Regions from separate parts of the Homo sapiens genome. Here region 1 is linked to region 2. A link is a contact called in ENCODE Hi-C data. All regions are on one chromosome and are shown on one strand. Each heading gives the region's core, a stretch centred on a gene start or an enhancer-like site at or near the end of the contact. The rest is flanking DNA. Distances are from core to core; before and after follow the strand shown.

Region 1 (2,700 bases), core at 72-2,571, 2.2 Mb before region 2:
ATCGACAGAGCTGAAGCTAAGAGCTCTCATACAGAGAGGGGTCAGTGCAGGACCAGGCAATATGCCTGTTAGAGGCTTGAAGAAAAAGAAGAGGATAGTGGCATCCAGCCAGTGTGGATGACTTCTAGTGGACCAGAAGTACCTTCTGCCATGCTCCTTGGGTGAAGGCCATCATATCTTCCTCCTCTCATGCTTCTCTGCCTCTGTGCAGACCCTCTGTGCAGACATGCATTCGGATGTTTTTTGAGCAGGTCTGTGCCTTTCCTGGAGTGGGAGTGAGGCTTTGATTCCCTCGAAATCACCCTTGGCACTGCTTCTCCTAGGCTAGAGCTGCAGTTCTGTCCCCCTTACTCTTGAAAAAGCACGTGGGGAGGAGTGCCCCATCAGGAGGTGCCTCTGGTCCAGCCTTCCTCTCGTCACTTCCAGGCTTGCACCACAGCCGTGGGGAGAGCCTGGGATTCCAGCCTGGGCGGCAGAACCTCCCAGGTCCTCCTTCCCTCCCTTGGCAGTTGGCGCTGAGTTCTGATACCTGCTTCTCACCTCCCCTTTGATTTTTGCGACCTGTTTGGATGACTCCCTGGCTTACTGAACTCAGCTCTCAGCTTGATTCTTGATTCTGTATATTTGCTGAATAAATATTGAATGAATGGAGGCCTTTGATCTCCCCACCACTGACAGCTCTTGGAGAGAAACTTCCATGGCCTTGATCTTCTGAGAACCTCGCTGGCCACCTGAGGATGGCTTGTGATGTCTTACCTGAAGAACTGGTGTTGTCTAGGTTAAGTCACATTCTTTTCTGTGAGGCATGAGCAGACCTTGGATGAGACGTTAGAGTGAATGAGAACACCCACAAAAAGTTTTGTAAAGTCTTTGTCTTTCCTGTTAATATTTGGCAACTTGTGTCTCCTCTAACCTAGGGGGTGGTGACTGCCTCTTCCACGTCCAGGAGCAGACCTTGGTCACCATGGAGATGCTTCCTGCTGAGAGCTGCTCACAAAGACTGTACCATGAAATTTGCTTTCCTTTTCTCTTTCAAGGCTTCTCTTTTCATAATGACTTTCAAAACCCAGCAAATGGGAAATGTGTAGGAAGCAGTGAAGGCAGTCCTGCTGTAGCTGGGGGTGCATCGCGGCTTCTGGGAGGGCTGAGACACTGCCTTCATGTGACAAGTATTTTAAACACTGCACCCCATCCTGGAGGGCAAATTGCCCTCCTCAACCAAGTCAGACTTCACAGCAAAGCTGAAACTCATTGCTTTGGCAGCCTCCTCCTCTGTGAGTTGCAGTTCCACATTTTGACAACACTCAAAGCACTCGTGCTTATCAGAAACGACAAAAGATGCTGCCTCGAGATTCTACTGTATCTCTGTGTTTAGAATTCATATCAGTGTTAAAGAAAATTGAAGAACAGTCCTCCCATTATTTTACATATCACTGATGGGCGAGTGGACCATCAGTGATATCAGAAAGGTTATCAGTTTGGTAAGACTAGTGTTTCCAAGTTCTTCTCTCCTACTTTGTAATTATGAAGAAGAAAACACCTGTCCTCTGTGGCAGGGCCTTTTCCAAGTATTGAGTTAAATCAGGAAGTGGAGACTCTGCCCAGGTTCTGTTCTAACACTGAGTGAGCCTGGTCAAGTCACTTGCCTTCTCTGGGATTAACTTATTCACAAAAGGAGTCATTTCAGCATGCATATTCTATGCCACTTGTGTATTCTCTCATTGGCATTTCCTAAGGGGCTCATGTAAAGTGAGGCAGGAAAGAATGAACAATAAAGCCTGACTCGATTCATTACTAGTTATCAAATTCACTTGGGTTGATCTATTTGTATTTAATAATATTTGTCAGTAGGACTGCAAATTACTAATATGAACTGTAGAAAATGAGAAGAAACAAGGAGCCCCACAATAAAACTAAAACACTCCTTCCATAGAGATAGGTGTTTGAGGAAATAAATTCATGGTTATTATTCTATGGGCATATGTGTTTGTGTGCATTTGTTTGTTTATGACTGAAGTGATTCATCCCATACCTACTGTTTGTAACCTACCTTTCTTACTTGTCTACATATAAACAGTTTTATACATTCAACATAAAGACTAGTCTCTATTTTTCTACTGTATTTTTTTTCTGTGATGAAATAGTGTGCCTTCACATTGAGGTACCAGATTACCCTGTCACTGAAGAACACTGAGGTTTATAAATTTGGAAAGGAGAGCTTCATTTCTCCTAAAGGGCTGCAGCCTGCAGACCAGCCATTCTGACTGGCTGGGAAGTGTAGCCTCCAGACAGAAGCTGGAAACAGACACTAGGAGGCAGGGGCAAAGGGAACAGGGATTTTTTGTGAGTGAGGTTGCTGAATATAAATATTCAATAAGCTATAGGAGGAGTCGTGAATATTTATGAAATGAAAAATGCAGGCACGTGCAATTGAGCTTCATGCCTCCTCGACCCATGTTAAAGAAAAATGGTGCTGATAGCTTGATTTGAGGGTAGAGTTTTCTGCTTTCAAAAGGTGCAGCAGAAGACATGAAGACCCTTATTCTTCATCCTTCTAGACTGGCCAGAACCACTCCCTGGCCCCCTGGCCAGTGGTCTGTTATCAGGAAGGAAAGCTGCTCAATTGTGGTACTGAAATTGCAAAAGGGAGAGGCAGCATCTGGTAGTTGGTTGATGTCAGTGGTGGATTCTTTTGAAAGG
Region 2 (2,700 bases), core at 1-2,500:
AGGAGTTCAAAACTAGCCTGGCCAACATGGTGAAACCCCGTCTCTACTAAAAATACAAAAAAAATTAGCCAGGTGAGGTGGCGAACACCTGTAATCCCAGCTACTCGGGAGGCTGAGGCAGGAGAATAGCTTGAACCCAGGAGGCGGAGGTTGCAGTGAGCCGAGGTCCCACCATTGTGCTCCAGCCTGGGCGACAGAGCGAGACATCGTCTTAAAAAAAAAAAAAAAAAACCAGGAAAGCCAAGCCCGAGATTTCCCAAACTCAGCAACAACAGTCGTGATGTTTTGAGAGGAAGGTTGAGAAACACAAAAGAGAGGAAGATGCACTATCTACCTAACGGGATGTTCCTGGAGTTGAATACAGGAAGAATAGAGAAAAATATCAATGAAAGAAATGTTTTCCCATAAGAAGAAACCATGACCTTCTACACTGAAATGAGAGAATGCATGTTAAGTAGCATAAGCAGAAATGACCACACTGTGGAAAGATTTTAAGAAAGATCTGGGAGGGGTTAAAGCTATTAAAAAAAAAAAAAAGTCCACCACTAGAACTATTTTTAGAAACATTAAACTAGTTCAAGAGCTAACATATGCAATTAAAGTATATACACTTAATAATTCATGATGTTAAAATAACAGAATGTTTAATTTGAAAATGTCAAAGTTGGGGTATAGATGTTAAAATAAAGGGAAAAAATTCGCTGGAAGAAAATTAACTTTATATTTTTGTATCTGTCGTTGAACAACGAAGTGAAGCGTAAGAACATCTGGTAAATCTCCAAAGTGAAGACAGATAACCCTAAGCTGACCCAGACTAAGAGTGCACTGCCCTTAGGGTCGCGAGAGCAGACACCTTCCCAAGTCCTGCAGGGTCCGAGGAGTGGGCAATGTCCCCGGCTCCTGCAGGGTCTCGGGGCGGACACCGTCCTCATTGATGCTCTGACCCTTCTAGGGAGTCCCAGGTGGGACAGGGCTGGCGTGGCGGTACAGCGCCCTGAGCCTTTGAAACAAACCTCCTAAATTCCACCCGCCTCCGCCTGCTCCTCTGTTAACGAACTAAAGACGCCCTCGGCCTCCTGGCGGAGCGAGCACAAGTCCCACAGCAGCGTAGTAAGTTTTCCGTATTACAGCGACCACCAGGAAATATCGCGATATCTGGACCTAGCAATGCCATGAAATTACCGCGAGAGGAAGCAAGCGCAAGTTTCGTGAGAAGGGCAGATCTCACGAGAGAGGATTTGGCGCCCTCCTCTGTGGATTCTGGCCAGGCCGGGTTCGGCGGTTGCTGTGAGAGCGGGCTTCCCAACACCATGCCGTCCGCCTTCTCTGTCAGCTCTTTCCCCGTCAGCATCCCAGCCGTGCTCACGGTAACTCGCGGCCCGCGTAACCACCAGTTCGGGGGAGGACGGCGGAGAGGCGTAGGGTAGGCCCCACAGAGCACCCGGCCTGTGGCCAAGAAGGCCCCGGCCGTGGGCGGGGCCTTGTGGCGGAGCGCGCGCGCTGGGCAGGGTCCTGAGACCTGTGGGAGTGGCTCGGGGCCGGCGTCGGGGGCGCGCGCTGTGGGCGGGGTCCTGGGCCCTGTGGGAGGGGGCCGGGGCCGGGCGTCGGGGCGCGAGCGCTAGGCGGGGTCCTGGGCCGTTGGGCGGGGAGGGGCGGGGCCGGGCGGGGCCTTGTGGAGGAGCGTGCGCAGTGAGCTGGCTCCGGCGCTCTGTGGCCCGGGCTTGGGCTGGGCTGGCGTCCTGCACCGTGCGGGCGTGGCTGAGTTGTGTGGGCGGAGCGCGAGGGGTAGGGCTTTGTTCGTGTGGGAGGTGCACGCCGGCCAGTCCAGCGTCTTGCGGGCGGGGCTTGGGCCATGTGGGCGGATTCTGGCAGTGCGGCGGGGCGTGCGTGGTGGAGCCTGATCGTGTGGGGTGGCACGGAGGAACGCTGCCCAGTGTGGGCGGGGCGTGCGCCGTGCCGGGTTCGTCTGACAGATCCCAGGGGAGCCCACGCCCCACGTGGCCGCCAAGGGGTGACATGGGCACTCGATGGGGTCTGGGCAGAAAGCCGTGCTCCCCTCACCTCCGTGCCTCTGGTCTTCTGGTGGGTGCATTGATGGGAGTAGATGCGCTTGTGTCCTTATGTCATGGCGCGGCTCTGGAGAAGCCGCTGCGGTCCCCAGCAGAGAGTAGTGACACAGGAGTTCTGGAGGGCTGTGCCGGGCTGCAGCTTGGAGGGCAGGGCGGGGCTGCAGCTTGGAGGGCAGGGCGGGGCTGCAGCTTGGAGGGCAGGGCTTGTCTTCTGCAGGAGGGCGCTCAAGGAGGGGATGGGGAGGGTTGAGGACTGCTGGGATTGGCATCTGAGCATCAGGTGGGGACTGAGCAGCAGTGGATCTGAGCCTGGCTACTTCAGGTCCCTGAGCCAGACACTGTCCCCAGGTACAGCAGGGTCCCGGGGAGTCCAGGAGGCGGCGGAGTGCGGCACTGTCTGGAGAGTTCAGTGTATTGCAGAGAGGTTGGAGAAAATCAAGTCTTGCACGTGGCGATGGCTCAAGATTCCCTGAGGTCTTCAGTGCTGACTAAGGAGTCTGAAATGATGATTCATGTTTTACCTTTGGGGCTGAGCCAAGTGCATCTCTTTGAGCAATCGTCTTAATTTCCTTGTCGTCACCAATTATCATAACCAATTATCATCGTAAAGGATGGTAATTCCTTTAATTAT

What was found. A loop is a pair of places that touch in the nucleus more often than their neighbours do. Pooled maps may share reads with other maps.
Region 1: a loop to region 2 is called in a map with no recorded cell type, with 9 times the contacts of the local background. The contact joins the enhancer-like site here to the promoter of TMEM18 in region 2. A Hi-C loop is called at or near these places in 2 of 37 single-sample maps with no recorded cell type and 3 of 50 pooled maps.

The regions. Positions count from the first base shown.
Region 1 is chr2:2,900,057-2,902,756 of GRCh38, reverse strand. The region is part of intron 5 of LINC01250 (long intergenic non-protein coding RNA 1250); the gene reads left to right. Among named protein-coding and RNA genes, the nearest start is that of LINC01250, 220 kb to the left of the region's middle. Within about 2 kb of position 1,321, at least 5 of the 41 ENCODE cell types and tissues checked have a DNase peak (open chromatin) inside an H3K27ac peak, as active enhancers do.
Region 2 is chr2:675,956-678,655 of GRCh38, reverse strand. TMEM18 (transmembrane protein 18) reads left to right here and starts at 1,250. Exons shown (of 5, transcript NM_152834.4): 1 at 1,250-1,367. The coding sequence starts at 1,311. TMEM18-DT (TMEM18 divergent transcript) reads right to left here and starts at 1,284. Exons shown (of 3, transcript NR_183417.1): 1 at 1,183-1,284. RefSeq lists enhancers at 1,108-1,177, 1,208-1,307, 1,210-1,975 and a silencer at 1,468-1,717.